Linked DNA regions of Homo sapiens: region 1 is linked to region 2. A link is a contact called in ENCODE Hi-C data. All regions are on one chromosome and are shown on one strand. Each heading gives the region's core, a stretch centred on a gene start or an enhancer-like site at or near the end of the contact. The rest is flanking DNA. Distances are from core to core; before and after follow the strand shown. Region 1 has its middle 31 kb from the start of TRERNA1. Region 2 overlaps PTGIS (prostaglandin I2 synthase).

Region 1 (7,624 bases), core at 4,198-6,697, 530 kb before region 2:
GCAGTCAGCTGTCACACACGGGCCAAGGTGACCTTGGGAGAGAGGAGACCTTAGGCTAGAGCCACCTCATTGCTGCTGGTGGCCCTGTCACTGTGAGAAGAAGACACGGGCCACATCCTTGGGGTTCTGATATGTGTCTGATGTTATGCAGCTGGGTGGGGACAGGTGAGTGTGAAGGTGTTACTAAGTACTGGGCACATGGGCTGAGTGAATGCCAGATCTTTCTGATTTTCCAAGGAAGCTGTGAAGGCAGATTTGTACGTGAAGTCTCCCTACATTTATGTGTCAATTAACAGAGTTGGCCAGAGGCAGTGGCTCATGCCTATAATCTTAGCACTTTCGGAGGCCAAGGCTGGCAGATCCGTTGAGCCAACAAGTTTGAGACCAGGCTGGGCAACATGGTGAAACCCCGTCTACCAAAAATATAAAAATTAGCCGGGCATGGTGGTGCACGCCTGTAATCCCAGCTACTCGGTAGGCTGAGGCAGGAGAATTGCTTGAACCAGGGATGCAGAAGCTGCAGTGAGCTGGGATCACACCACTGCACTCCAGCCTGGGTGACAGAGTGAGATTCTGTCTAAACAAAGAAAAGAAAAACAAACAAAAAAAGAGGCCGGGTGCAGTGGTTCACGTCTGTCATCCCAGCACTTTAGGAGGCCGAGGCGGGCAGATCACCTGAGTTCAGGAGTTCGAGACCAGTCTGACCAATATGATGAAACTCCGTCTCTACTAAAAATACAAAAATTAGCCAGGCATGGTGGCAGACGCCTGTAATCCCAGCTACTCGGGAGGCTGAGGCAGGAGAATCGCTTGAACCTGGGAGATGGAGGCTGCAGTGAACTGGGCTTGCACCACCGCACTCCAGCCTGGGTGACACAGTGAGACTCCGTCTCAAAAAGAAAATAAAGGGAATAGAGTGCAGGGCAAAGTCTCACCTCTGACCCCGTTCTCCCAAGGCAAGCACCAGTGTGTGAGCCTCTGAGATGGCACAGGCAGCACGCGAGCAAACGCAAGTGCAGCCAGCACCACTCCGCATTCTTTCCCCCTCCCCTCATGCACTTCCCCCACTTTTTTACGCAAATGGGAATGTGATCTCCACTTAGCTCCTCCCCGGGATATTCTTCCCAGTGCCCTGCAGAGCAGCCTTGGGGATCCGCTCCGTAGTTAAGCGCAGCACACCCAGCACATGAAGGGCCACCACCACGGTGGCCAGGCCTGGACTGCTGGGCCTGAGGTGGTCTCTGCTGCTCTGCTGCCCGCTGGCCTCAGGGCATGTGTGTGCATTTGCATACCTCTGTAGAACACAGTTCTAGGAGCAGGTTTCTCCATCCAAGGATACAGGCATATTTTATTTTATTTTATTTATTTTAATTAATTAATTTATTTATTTATTTTATATTTTATTTTATTTTATTATTTTATTTTATTTATTTTATTTTTGAGACAGAGTCTCACTCTGTTGCCCAGACTGGAGTGCAATGGCACTATCCTGGCTCACTGCAACCTACGCCTCCTGGGTTCAAGTGATTCTCCTGCCTCAGCCTCCCGAGTAGCTGGGATTACAGGCGCCTGCCACCATGCCCGGCTAATTTTTGTATTTTTAGTAGAGATGGAGTTTCATCATGTTGGTCAGACTGGTCTCGAATTCCTGAACTCAGGCGATCCGCCTGCCTTGGACTCCTAAAGTGCTGGGATGACAGACGTGAACCACTGCAGCTGGCCTCTTTTTTTTTTCTTTTTCTTTTCTTTTTTTAGATAGAATCTCACTCTGTCACCCAGGCTGGAGTGCAGTGCTGCGATCCCAGCTCACTGCAGCTTCTGCATCCCTGGTTCAAGCGATTCTCCTGCATCAGCCTACCGAGTAGCTGGGGATTACAGGCGTGCACCACCACGCCCGGCTAATTTTTGTATTTTTGGTAGACGGGGTTTCACCATGTTGGCCAGGCTGGTCTCGAACTCCTGACCTCAAATGATCCACCCGCCTTGGACTCCCATGCCCAGTGTATTTTAACTATCTCATTCATTGCAGTAGTTATTCCTTTGTCCCTCTTGCAGGTGGGCGCCTCATCTGGCTTCTTCACTGCCATGAACCCAGTGTTAAAAATAGTGTTGAAGGCTGGGCACAGTGGCTCACGCCTGTAATCCCAGCATTTTGGGAGGCCAAGGTGGGTGGATCACCTGAGATCAGGAGTTCGAGACCAGCCTGGCCAACATGGTGAAACCCCATCTCTACTAACAATACAAAAATTAGCTGGGCGTAGTGGCACGTGCTTGTAATCCCAGCAACTCGGGAGGCTGAGACAGGAGAATCACTTGAACCTGGGTAGCGGAGGTTGCAGTGAGCCAAGATCAAGCCATTGTACCAGCCTGCGTGACAGAGCCAGACTCTGTCTCAAAATATAATAATAATAGGCCTGGCGTGGTGGCTTACGCCTATAATCCCAGCACTTTGGGAGGCAGAGGCGGGTGCATCACTTGAGGTCAGGAGTTCAAGACCAGCCTGATCATCATGGTGAAACCCTGTCTCTACTAAAAATACAAAAAATTAGCTGGGTGTGGTGGTAGGTGCCTGTAATCCCAGCTACTCAGGAGGCTGAGGCAGGAGAATGACTTGGACACAGGAGGCGGATGTTGCAGTGAACCGAGATCGCGCCATTGCACTCCAGCCTGGGAGACAAGAGCAAAACTCTGTCTCAAAATAATAATAATAATAATAATAATAAATAAATAAGTAAATAAAATAAAAAATGGTGTCTAGGCCGGGCACGGTGGCTTAAGTCCGTAATCCCAACACTTTGGGAGGTGAGGTGGGAGGATCACTGAAGCCAGGAGTTCATGACCAGCCTGGCCAACATAGTGAAACCCCGTCTCTACTAAAAATACAAAAATTAGCCAGGCGTGGTGGTGCACACCTGTAATACCAGCTACTCCGGAGGCTGAGGCAGGAGAATCACTTGAACTCGGGAGGCGGAGGTTGCATGGAGCCAAGATCACACCATTGCACTCCAGCCTGGGTGACAGAGTGAGACCCTGTCTCAAAGAACAAAACAACAACAACAACAAACAGTGTCCAGCACAAAGTCTGACTGTGTAAACTGAATGAATGAATCACTCCTCAGGGCTGGGCCTGGCCTTCCTCTCTTGGTGGGTCACATGGACCTGTGAGGCCACTGGCAGTGACAAGGGAGGGGTCCCAGTGGCCCCGTGGGGCCTCCTGTTCCCTCTGCCCTGCATGCAGGGAAGCTGGGTGGCTGGGTCAGGGGGCAACAGATGGACTGGCTCAGAAGCCTGGCCTTCCCTGGCAGGAATTTTGAGAATCAGATCTGAGCAAGTCCCCCTTACACCCATTGCCAGCCATGAAAGAGAGCAGACGGGGGTTCCACGACCCAGGGTTGTCCATGGTGGGCAGGAAGCTAAGATGGAAGCCACTGCTTTCTGATTGGCCAGGGAAGGCCTGTGCCTCAGATTCTTCAGGGTCACCAGCAGAATCCAGAGAAAGCACAGGCCACAGTGGCTTGGAGGATCCTGGAGAGGCCACCCACCTTCTTCAGAAGCTGATGGCACCTTCATTCCCTAGGCCTGGCCCTGGGGCTGGCTTCATCTTGGGGTTCCCAGTGGGAGATTCTAGTGCCCCTGCCAGGAACCAGGGGAACTGATGTGGCATGCCAAGGACATTGATTAATATAACAGTGATGTCAATACCTCACCCTCAGTCCAGGATGCTGTCTGATAGGTGACAACTGATACTGGTTGGGTAGGTGTGGTGATATGAGATTTCCCACCACCCCCCCTTTTTTTTTTTTGAGATGGAGTCTCGCTCTGTGGCCCAGGCCAGAGTGCAGTGGCGCGATCTCGGCTCACTGCAGCCTCTGCCTCCCATGTTCAAGCGATTCTCCCACCTCAGCCTCCCAAGTAGCTGGGACTACAGGTGCGCAACACCATGCCCGGCTAATTTTTATATTTTTAGTAGAGACAGAGTTTCACCATGCCGAAATTCCCTTTTAAAAATACCCTTCGGCAGGCGGGCACGGTGGCTCATGCCTGTAATCCCAGCACTTAGGGAGGCCCAGGTGGGCAGATCACTTGAGGTCAAGGAGTTTGAGACCAGCCTGGCCAACATGGTGAAACCCCGACTCTACTAAAAATACAAAAATTAGCTGGCCATGGTGGTGCGTGCCTGTAATCCCAGCTACTAGGGAGGCTGAGGCAGGAGAATCACTTGAATCTGGAAGACGGAGGTTGCAGTGAGCCGAGATTGTGCCACTGCACTCCAGCCTGGGAGACAGAGTGAGACTGCATCTCAAAAAACAAACAAACAACAAAAAAAACCCAGCAACTTTGTCTTGGCACAGTGGTTCATGCCTGTAATCCCAGCACTCTGGGAAGCCAAGGTGGGCAGATCACTTGAGTCCAGGAGTTTGAGACCAGCCTGGGCAACACGGCAAAACCCCCTCTCTACAAAAAATACAAAAATTAGCTGGGCATGGTGTTGCACACCTGTAGTCCCAGCTACTCGGGAGGCTGAGGTGGGAGGATCGCTTGAGCCCAAGAGGTGGAGGTTGCAGTGGGCCGTGATTGTGCCACTGCACTCCAGCCTGGGCAACACGGCGAGACTCTGTCTCAATAAATAAATAAACATATACATAGATATAGATATAGATATAGATATACACATATATATATACACTTAAGTAAAAACCAATTATCTAGGAGCAAATGTCAAGTAAAAGTACAGGTAGGGCTCAGATGCGGCAAAAAATCATGTTGGGGTAGGAGCCTGAGTAACATCAGCGAGCGCATACAGGTTTATCCTTTGGCCTCTGGCCCAGCTGTTAATGATATATTCATGTTTATTATCTGCCCCCTCCCACCCCCACTAAAATGTCAGCTTCAAGAGGGTAGGGATGAGGCCAATTGTGTTCACGGCTGTGTTCCTGCCATCTCACACAATGTTGGGCATACAGTAGGTGTTCAGTGAATACTTGTGAATGGGTGAATGGCTGGCTGGAAGGCCATGCATGAGTGAATGAGCGGAGGTGACACCTTCACATCCTCTCTCCGCCTCGGTGGATGCCAGTGCAGGCCCAGGAGTCAGCCGTTTCCACTACCAGCTGTGTGGCCCCGGGAGGGCTCCTTAACCTCTCTGTGCGTTTCCGTTGCCATTTCGCCGGGTTATTCTAAGGATTACGTGTGGTTTTACATGGTGTGGGCTTCTTGCAGTCCTCGGCACGGAGCACCCCTCCGTAAATGTTATTTCGCTATTGTTCTTTCCTTTCCTTTCGGTGTATTCTGCTTATGTATTCGCTATTGCTCTTCCCCATCTCACCGACCAGAAGAGTGAAGCTCCTCCCCGCTCTCCTGGCGCCCGGCTTCCCCGTTCTGGCTCGGGCCTGCACGCCCGCCCTTGGCCAGCAGAGGGCGCTAGCGCTCTAGGGACCAACGCTCCGGCTGGGCCGGGCCACGCGTCATCTCTCAGCCGACCCGAGGCTGGGGCTGGAGGAGGGGACAGGCGTGACCGCCGGGGCAGGGGTGGACCACCGGACATCTGGGTGTGTGCCTTTGGCACAGCGGGAGCCTGCTGGAGGCTCCCAAAGCGGAGTGGGCAAGCTTTTTCCCCCAGTGCGCTTCCAACCCTTTTTCTTTCTTTCTTTCTTTCTTTTTTTTTTTTTTTTTTGCGACAGGGTCTCTTGTCGCCCAGGCTGGAGTGCAGTGATGCGATCACGGGTCACTGCAGCCTCCAACTCCTGGCCTCAAGCGATTCTCCTTCCTCAGCCTCCCGGGTAGCTGGGACTACAAGTGGGCGCCACCACGCCCAACTAATTATTTATTCATTTAGAGACAGGGTCTCACTCTGTCACCCAGGCTGGGGTGCAGTGGCATGATCAAGTCTCATTGCAGCCTCAACCTCCTCCTCAAGCAATCCTCCTGCCTCAGCCTCCTGAGTAGCTGGGACTACAGGTGCAGGCCACTGGCCAATTAAAAAATATTTTTTTTTTTAATTAGCCGGACGTGGTGGCGGGTGCCTGTAGTCCCAGCTACTCAGGAGGCTGAGGCAGGAGAATGGCGTGAACCCGGGAGGCGAGCTTGCAGTGAGCTGAGATCACGCCACCGCACGGCAGCCTGGGTGACTGAGCGAGACTCAGTCTCAAAAAAAAAAAATTTTTTTTAGTAGAGACAGGGTCTCGCTGTGTTGCCCCGGCTGGTCTCAAACTCCTGGGCTCAAGTGATCTTCCTGCCTTGGCCTCCTAAAGTGCTGGGATTACAGGCGTAAGCCACCATGCCTGGCCTCCAACCCATTTTTTGCCAAGGACCAGCTGAGACTCAGAAAGGGTTGTCCAAGGTCACCCAGCAGGTGGGGGTAGTGGGGGTCATGCTGTGAATACAAGGCTTTGAAGCTCACATACCTCAAGGACCTGATAGGGGCTGTGGAGAACACAGGACTGACCACCTTTGCCTCTAGAATGCTGGCCCACATGGCCAAATCTTCCAAGTCTTCAAGAGAGACAGGGACATCAGGATGTAGTGAAATGTCTCGATTTTTATGGTAGCAATGAATTAAAGGCTTTGTTTGTTTTTGTAGAGCCAGGGTCTCATTATATTGCCCAGGCTGGTCTTGAACCCTTGGCCTCAAGCGATCCTCCCGTCTTGGCCTCCCAAAGTGCTGGAATTACAGGCGTGAGCCACCACTTCTAGCCTTATTTGTTTATTTATTTATTTTGAGATGGAGTCTTGCTCTGTCGCCAGGCTAAAGTCCAGTGGCGCTATCTCGGCTCTCTGCTACCTCCACCTCCCGGGTTCAAGCGATTCTTCTACCTCAGCCTCCCAAGTAGCTGGGACTACAGGTGTGCACCACCACACCCGGCTACTTTTTGTATTTTTAGTAGAGATGGGGTTTCACCATATTGCCCAGGCTGGTCTCAAACTCCTGACCTCAGGTGATCCGCCCACCTTGGCCTCCCAAAGTGCTGAGATTACAGGCATGAGCCACCATGCCTGGCCGCCTTTTTTATTTTTAATCACAGTTTCCACCTCTGAGCAACCTTGGAGGTAGCTCACCTCTTCCTCCCTTGGAGGAAGGTGTTTTGAAACAAAACCATCCCCCTGGTTTCTTCACCTGCCTGCCTGAGCTTCTTTAGGCTTCAGTTTACCAGTGACTGCATCTTCCAGGACTGCGCTACCCAGGACATCCCCTCCCTCTGGGTTAGGAGCCAGTCTCCATCCCTGAGCTTCCCCAGTAGAGCTTCCATTTGTTCATTTGTCCATTCATTCATTCAACAAGCATTCATTGAGTGTTTACTGTGTGCCAAATACCGTGTGTAGGGACATGCAGTGATGAGACAAAACCCTCCCTTCGTGGAGCTGATATTTGAATGGGGGAGTTAGACAACAGACAAAGAAGGAAATGCACTAGGTTCTTTTCCAGGCGTTCAGCACATACCCAAGTAAAGGAACAGAGGGCAGGCAGGCAGCAGTGGGCAGGGGGCCTCTTGGAGGAGGTGACCCCAAGTGAGGAGGAGCTGCCAGCCCTGGAGTCTGGTAGGTATTGTTCCAGGCCAAGAGAACAGCAAGAGCAGAGGCCCTGGGCGGTAAGATGCAAGTCACATTATCACATTAAGTCCACAGC
Region 2 (7,142 bases), core at 4,061-6,560:
GAGTCTCTCTCTGTTGCCCAGGCCAGAGTGCAGTGGCATAATCTTGGCTCACTGTAACCTCCGCCTCCCGGGTTCAGGCGATTCTCCTGCCTCAGCCTCCCAGGTAGCTGGGATTACAGGCACGTGCCACCACACCTGGCTAATTTTTGTATTTTTAGTAGAGACAGGATTTCATCATGTTGTCCAGGCAGGTCTCGAACTCCTGACCTCAGGTGGTCTGCCCGCCTCAGCTTCCCAAAGTGCTGGGATTACAGGCATGAGCCACCATGCCCAGCCACATATGGAGTCATCATATCAATAAGAGAACAGATGAACATGTTTGCTCTGCATTCATTCAGCAGACATCTGAGGACCCATTGTACCCTGGTCATTGCCCTGGATGTAGGGTGTGCAGAACGGTGCCAACCACCATTTGAAGGCAGCTATTATAGGCCAGGTGTCTGATAGGCTCACTTTCATATCTGTGCATTAGCCTAAAGAGGTGGGCATTTTTATCCTTATTTTACAGATGAGGACACTGAGGCTCAGAGAGGTGAAGTGACTTGCTCAAAGTCTACTGCTAGTAAGTGGCAGGACTGGGATTTGAACCCAGGTCCACTGACTTCACAGCGCATTCTCCTTCATCTAAGATACCAAGGCTGATAAGACCCTGTGTCCGCCCCTGCAGAGTTCACACAGTCCAATGGCGATCTTCAGTGATCTGTCTCCAGGAGGAATACCCTCTGGAGGTTAGGAAGAGCATCTAGGAAACTGTTTTGCAAGATAGTTAAGGCTGAAGCAAGGCCAGCATGATGAAGTGGATGTTGATGAGACATGATGCCTCCTCTGAACCTTGGCCTGGGGGCAGCTGCTTGGAGCCTGAGTGTCCTGGGTCCTGACATTCCAGGGGGACCCTGGGGGTCCCATTAGCAATAGGAATCCACAGCTCACTGAATCTGCCCCTGCTACCCAGGGAGGATCCCAGTTTCCTTCAGTGTTTGCCTCAGGAATTTTCTGGAATTTCTTACAAGCTGGCGTGATGTCTTCTGGGCACAGCAGCCACATCTGTTGAGGGCTTGTCTCTGCTGAGGACCAGCGCTTGGAGTGGGGTGGGGAGAAGAGCTGGGTCAGGGTCCATTGAAGGCCAGATCCCATGTATTGAGCACTTACAATGTGCCAGGCACCGTGCGGAACCCTTCACATGCATTGTCATACATGAGTCATGAGCCATGTCTGTCGTTTTTCCCACTATGTTCCAACTTGAACATCCCAAACCTTTTCATACCCAGGAGTTCATGGACGCCCTGTGCAAACCCTGCCCTGGTGGATTACCCAGGCACTTCTGGCTTACTCAGTCTAAAGGTGTCCATCCTACTTCCCAAACAGCAGTCCATCCTACTTCCCAAACAGCAGGCATGACAGATCAGGGCCCTGATTGGCACTCTCCCACTGTTCTTGTTGCTGCCACTAGGTGTTGCTGTTGACCATGGGCTGTGCACCGCCCATGGACACCCCACTTCACTTGCTGTAGGGATATCCTTTTTGGTCCAGATCCTACACAAGGAGCAGAGAGGCCTTAGACTTAGATGCAAGATACCCCTTTCTTGGCTTCTAATCATATCCTCAGTCATGGCTCAGTGTAGACTCCATATCATGGAGGCTCAGTATAGGGGAGCTTCCAGCTTCTGCCACACTCTTCCAGACGGGGCCTCTCCTCACTCTGTGCAGGTCCACACGATGGGACCAGATCTCCAGCCCACATCCCTTTTTCCTTGTGTCACTCTCATGTGAGGTCATGTCTTTTTTTTTTTTCTTTTCTTTTTTTAAGACACAGAGTCTCACTCTGTTGCCTAGGCTGGAGTGCAGTGGTGTGATCATAGCTCACTGCAGCTTCAAACTCCTGGACTCAAGCAATCCTCCCCACCTCAGCCTCCTGAGTAGCTGGGACTACAGGCACCTACTACACATCTGGCTAGTGATTCTTTGTGTATTTATTCTATTTTTGTAAAGGCAGAATCTCACTATGTTGCCCAGGCTGGTCTTGAACTCTTAGACTCAGGCGATCCTCCCACCTCAGCTTCTCGAGTAGCTGAGACTACAGGTGTGAGCCACCACCCCTGGCTAATATTTTATTTTTTGTTGAGATGGAGTCTCACTATGTTGCCCAGGCTGGTCTTGAACTCATGGACTTAAGTGATTCTCCCACCTTGGCCTCCCAGAGTGCTGGGATTACAGGTGGGAGCCACCATGCCTGGCCAGGGTCACATCTTATTGGCAGTCCTGAGTCAGGGAACACCACAGCTATTCCAACAGATCTTCCTATCTTTAGATTTCAGGGAGAGATGAGTTGCTTTTCAGTTCCTTCTCTTCCAGAACGCTATGGGTCCCTTATCCAAGCTGTGTGCCTTAGGGAGGGAAAGACTCTCCTGGTTAAGAATTCAGATGCTGGAGTTGGGCAGACCAGGATTTCAGTCCCGCTTTGGCTGTGTGACCTTGGGCAAGTCACTTTCCTCTCTGTTTCTGAGTTTCTCCATCTGTAAAATGGGTGTCATAATAGTAACTCTTATTCCCAGGTTTGTCTGAAGACGAAATGAGATTAGGCTCAGTATAACAGATGGGAACTATTGTTGACGATGACAGTCATAATAATATCCTCTTATTTAAGCTACTCTTCCGCAGGACCTCTTTGCCAATGGGGAGCTTGAGCTCTGGGACCCTTAGGTTTGGGGAGGGAGGTGCCTGTAGGTGTGTATTTCCCTTTGGAAGCCAAATTTTCATGCTTTTGTTTCCTGCCTCAGGACTCTTCTCCACAGAGAGCTCCAGGCACTCACAGAAGCCATGTATACCAACCTCCATGCAGTGCTGTTGGGCGATGCTACAGAAGCAGGCAGTGGCTGGCACGAGATGGGTCTCCTCGACTTCTCCTACAGCTTCCTGCTCAGGTGAGGCTGTGCAGCCCCCACCCTCCTGCTGGGGCCCGGCACTTTGACCTGTGTCAGCCATGAGCAGTGGCCAAGGGAACCGTGAGGACTCTGTGGGTGGGGGAAGCAATTTGAGACACCCAAAGCAAAGACTGTAGGAAAGACGCCATGCACCAGGGCCCCGGCTGTTCATCTGACCTAGCTCATGAACTGTAAAAGGAGACACTGGCTGGAAATGGGACCTTACAGGTCATTCAGAGAGGAAGTCACAGAGCAAGACTTCAGAGGTCATCTTGTCCTGTGGCTTCCAGACTTTGGGATTTCACAGAACAGAAAACAAAATGTTTGGGAGATCAACTTGGGACCTTAACCTTTTATCTGGTCTTGTAAATGTATGTTAAAAACTGCACAACCGAACGTTCCTTCCTTCAGCAGTGCCGGGCACTAATCCAGGCTCTGGGGATACAGCAGGGAACAGGACAGATGAAGTCCCCAAATTCACACAGCTGACACTCCAGTGGGGGAGGCCGAATTGAGTTATGTCAGAGAGTGATAAACACGATGACAGAGATCCACGGGTGGGGTGACAGCATCTGGGGGGCTTTCTTAGGCCGACTGACGAGGCAGGGTCATGCTCTGGGGGTCTGGCTTCTGAGCCAAGACCTAACTGCAAAGTGCCCACCACGCCAACACTCTAGGCAGGGGAAACAGCAGGTGCAAAGGCCCAGAGGTGGGAGGAAGCTCAGAGAGACGGCCAGTGTGGCTACAGCATAAAGAGCCAAGGAGGGAAGGTGGACAGGAGGTCAGAGAAGTGGGCAGAAGCAGGCCTCAGGCAGTCGGGAGGTCAGGGAAGGCTTTGGAAATTATGCTGAGTAAGATCGGGTGACATCAGGGGTTTGCACAGGGGCAGGACATGATCTAACTTAGTTTGAAAGCCCCCTCTGGCTGCTGGATGGAGGATGGACTGTAGGGGTAAGGAGGGGTGGAGAGGGAGGCAGGAGGACCTAGCAGGAGGCTGCCAGGTGTCACCAAGGTGAGAGAATGGTGGTGGCCCAGGGAGGTGGTGAGAATTTGGGTAGCTTTTGGAGATAGAGTTCACTGGCTCTGCCGGAAGATTTGACTGGGGCAGCGGTGGGGATGGGGGAGCGTGGGCGTGAGTGAGAGGGATAGAGTGGTGTTAAGGACAGCTCCCTGATTTTAGTGATGCCCTTAACCAACCAGAATTTAATTTAATTTAAATTTAATTTAAAAAAGGACATTTCAACCCCTCCAAGAAATTAGAGCAACATAGTTCTAGGATAAAGGGCAGTCATTCGTTGACACATATGGGCATGTGGGTATATTTATGATATGTGTGTGCATATGTGTAGACTCGGCGTGTCTCAGCTCTTTTAATGCTCACAATCGCTCTAGGAGGCTAGGACTTTACATATTCCATTTGACAGATGAGAAAACTGAGACCTGGAGAGCCTGAGTCATTTGCCCAGAGGCCTGTGTTGGGGTCAGGACAGGGCTGGTCCCAGAGTCTGCACTCTCAGCCACAGCTCTCAGCACACGAACAGTCCCCATTCTTTTTGTTTTGCCCTGGGGTGGTGCAAACAGTGTCAAGGGCTGTAATTGGTGTGGGTGATGCTGGTCTGGTCCACCCTGCATTGTATGATGGGGACTGAGGTCCAGAGAGGGCCAGCTGAAACCACCCAGCAAGTTCACAGTAGTGATCCTCCCAGGTCTCCTGGCTCCTGGGTCCCTGTGCAGACAAAGAAGTCAGAGAGAGATAGGCTGGGGAGAGGCAGGCTCAGGGGCAGCTGGGTCTGGCTAGGCTCCATGGTACAGCGGCAGGCACAGGGGAATCAGCTCAGGGGGAATCAGACGTAAATCCATACCTGTAACCCGGTAACTGTGTCTTCAGGGCCTGAGGCCTGGGCTGGAGCTCCTGCCCCCTGGCTTGGCAGCTGTAGGCCTTTCCACTGCCATCAATCAGCAGCCCCTGAAATACAAAGAGAATGGGCCAGTTGGATGGGAGGGACACAGAGGTGAAAGGGGTGCCGGTTCAGGCAGCCCGAACTGTGAGGTGCCACCTCTTACACCCACCAGCCTGGCCTGTGTTGGCCCTGGCCTCACTGAGTCACACCCAAAGTTCTCCTCTGTCCTCACCTTGTAGCCCTGGCCTCCCCTCCTCCCACCTACCTCTCTGCTGCCCCTTGAGCAGGTCAGGCACGCTCTCTCTTTGTGGCCTTTGCTATTTCTGTTCCCTTGCCTGGGAATGCTGTTCCCCACAGGTCTGCGTGGCTCCCACCCCACTTCGTTTAAGCCTTATCGCGAGCGCCACCTGCTCAGAGAGGTCTTTCTTGAGTCCCATTTTCGTGATGGCTCCCTCCTGTGACCCAGCTTGGTTCAGCTTTATTTTTCTTTGTGGCTCTAGCGCCGCCTGTGGGTCGTGTGTGTATTTACATATGGGATTATCCTGTCTTCAGCCGTGCTCTTTTGATATGGAGCTGCCGGCTTCGCTTCCACAGAGCAAAACCTTGTGGTCCTCTGGGTTTACTTTTTCTTTTTGTTTTCTTTTCCTTCATTTTATTTTATTTTATTTTAAAGACAAAGTTTCGCTCTTTCGCCCAGGCTGGAGTGCAATAATGGCGCGATCTCTGCTCGCTGCAACCTCCGCCTCCCAGATTCAAGCGATTCTCTCGCCTCAGCCTCCTGAGTAGCTGGGACTACAGGTGCCGCCACCATGCCCAGCTAATTTTTGTATTTTTAGTAGAGAGGGGGTTTCACCATGTTGGCCAAGCTGGTCTCGAACTCCTGACCTCAGGTGATATAACCACCTCGGCATCCCAAAGTGCTAGGATTACAGGCGTGAGCCACCTCTCCCGGCCGGTTTACTTTTTTGGTTTATTTTTCATTGCCTGTTTTGGTAGAAATATATGTACCGGGAAATGGTTCTCTGAGTTAGCAAAAAACAACAGTGCAAGTGTGATGATAAATGATGACCAGTGTCAACTGCAGTGTCACCGAGACCACAGGGCCTTGGGAGTACCGCAGTGGCCTGGCAAGCACGTGTCTGTCTAAAAGGGGCGGCTGCAACTCTGCTCCTGCTAGGTTTCCAGGTGGGACCGCAGGTCAGCCAGATTCCTTTTTCAAGATGAGATGAGCAGGAAATCCGGATTTTGTGTGAGTTTCCCCAAATGTTTGAAGGAAGCTTTAGTTTGTTTTTAGGAACTCCCTTGATAAAACACATTTGTGGACTGAATCCAGTGTGTGGGCTGCACCTTTACAACTTCTGCCACCACTGTGCAGGTGAGGGACAGAGCAGGGACCACGCAGGCCTCTCTCGGCCCCCACCTACCCTCATTCCTGCTTCCATTCTCTCTTCATCTGGGAAAACCCCTCTCCTGAGAGATCCTGGTCTCTGGTCTTTGTCTGCACAGGGATCCAGGAGCTCAAGGGGAGGGTGAGAGGGTGAGGCCCCGGGGCTTTGGTTGCGTCTCTTTGTTGTGACTCTCTGCTGAGGCAGAGATGACAAAATGAAAGCCTGCAGTTTCCCTCCCAGGACTGAGGTCAGCCCGCTGGGCTGGGGCTGGACTCCTGGGGCATTTAAAGGGGGCTGGAGGTGAAGGCGCGTCCTCTGAGCGTGGTCCTGTGTGTGTGCGTGTGCGTGTGCGTAAGTGTGCCTCAGTGAGAGCACATGAGAGCTCATGCTAGCTCCCATGTCTTACCCTTTTTCACACTTGACCAGGCCCTGACCTCCTTCTCGGGCCTCCCAGAGCCCCTCAGATCAAGCACAACCTTCTCACTGCTGCAAATGCCTGCCTTGCGTGGCCAGCCCTGACAGCCCAGGCCCTCCCATCCTCTGCCTCACACCCCGGCTCCAGTGCCTGCACCAGCCACAGCTGGCACCTCTCCCACCAGGCACGGTTGCACTCTCAGCTCTGGGCCTTTGCACAGGCTGTGCCTGTTGCCTGAACACGTTCCTCTTCTGCTTCCCCCGATCATCCTGCAGATCTCAGCTCAGACCCTCCCTTCTCTAGGAAGTCTTCCCTGAATCCCTCCCTGGGAGCAGGCATCTCCTCCCCTTCTCTGTGCCCCCATCTCAGCACCGTCCCCTCGAGCTCTCTGCTGCAGCCTCATCAGCCTCCTTGCTGCTCCCCAGCACCGGGCTCCCTCCTGCCCCAGGACATCACACCTGGTGCTTGCTCTGCTTCCTACCCCTCCCTCTGCTCTGCCCATGGCTGACTCCTTCTC

What was found. A loop is a pair of places that touch in the nucleus more often than their neighbours do. Pooled maps may share reads with other maps.
Region 1: a loop to region 2 is called in a map of CD8-positive, alpha-beta T cell, with 21 times the contacts of the local background. The contact joins two enhancer-like sites. A Hi-C loop is called at or near these places in 2 of 168 maps with a recorded cell type or tissue (CD8-positive, alpha-beta T cell and mammary epithelial cell), 1 of 37 single-sample maps with no recorded cell type and 8 of 50 pooled maps.

Annotation. Positions count from the first base shown.
Region 1 is chr20:50,069,239-50,076,862 of GRCh38, reverse strand. No RefSeq gene overlaps it. Among named protein-coding and RNA genes, the nearest start is that of TRERNA1, 31 kb to the right of the region's middle. RefSeq lists enhancers at 2,788-3,297, 3,298-3,807 and a silencer at 5,304-5,543. Within about 2 kb of position 5,447, at least 3 of the 41 ENCODE cell types and tissues checked have a DNase peak (open chromatin) inside an H3K27ac peak, as active enhancers do.
Region 2 is chr20:49,540,084-49,547,225 of GRCh38, reverse strand. PTGIS (prostaglandin I2 synthase) reads left to right here. Exons shown (of 10, transcript NM_000961.4): 4 at 2,778-2,921. Among named protein-coding and RNA genes, the nearest start is that of PTGIS, 24 kb to the left of the region's middle. RefSeq lists a silencer at 4,644-4,920 and an enhancer at 5,376-5,425. Within about 2 kb of position 5,310, at least 3 of the 41 ENCODE cell types and tissues checked have a DNase peak (open chromatin) inside an H3K27ac peak, as active enhancers do.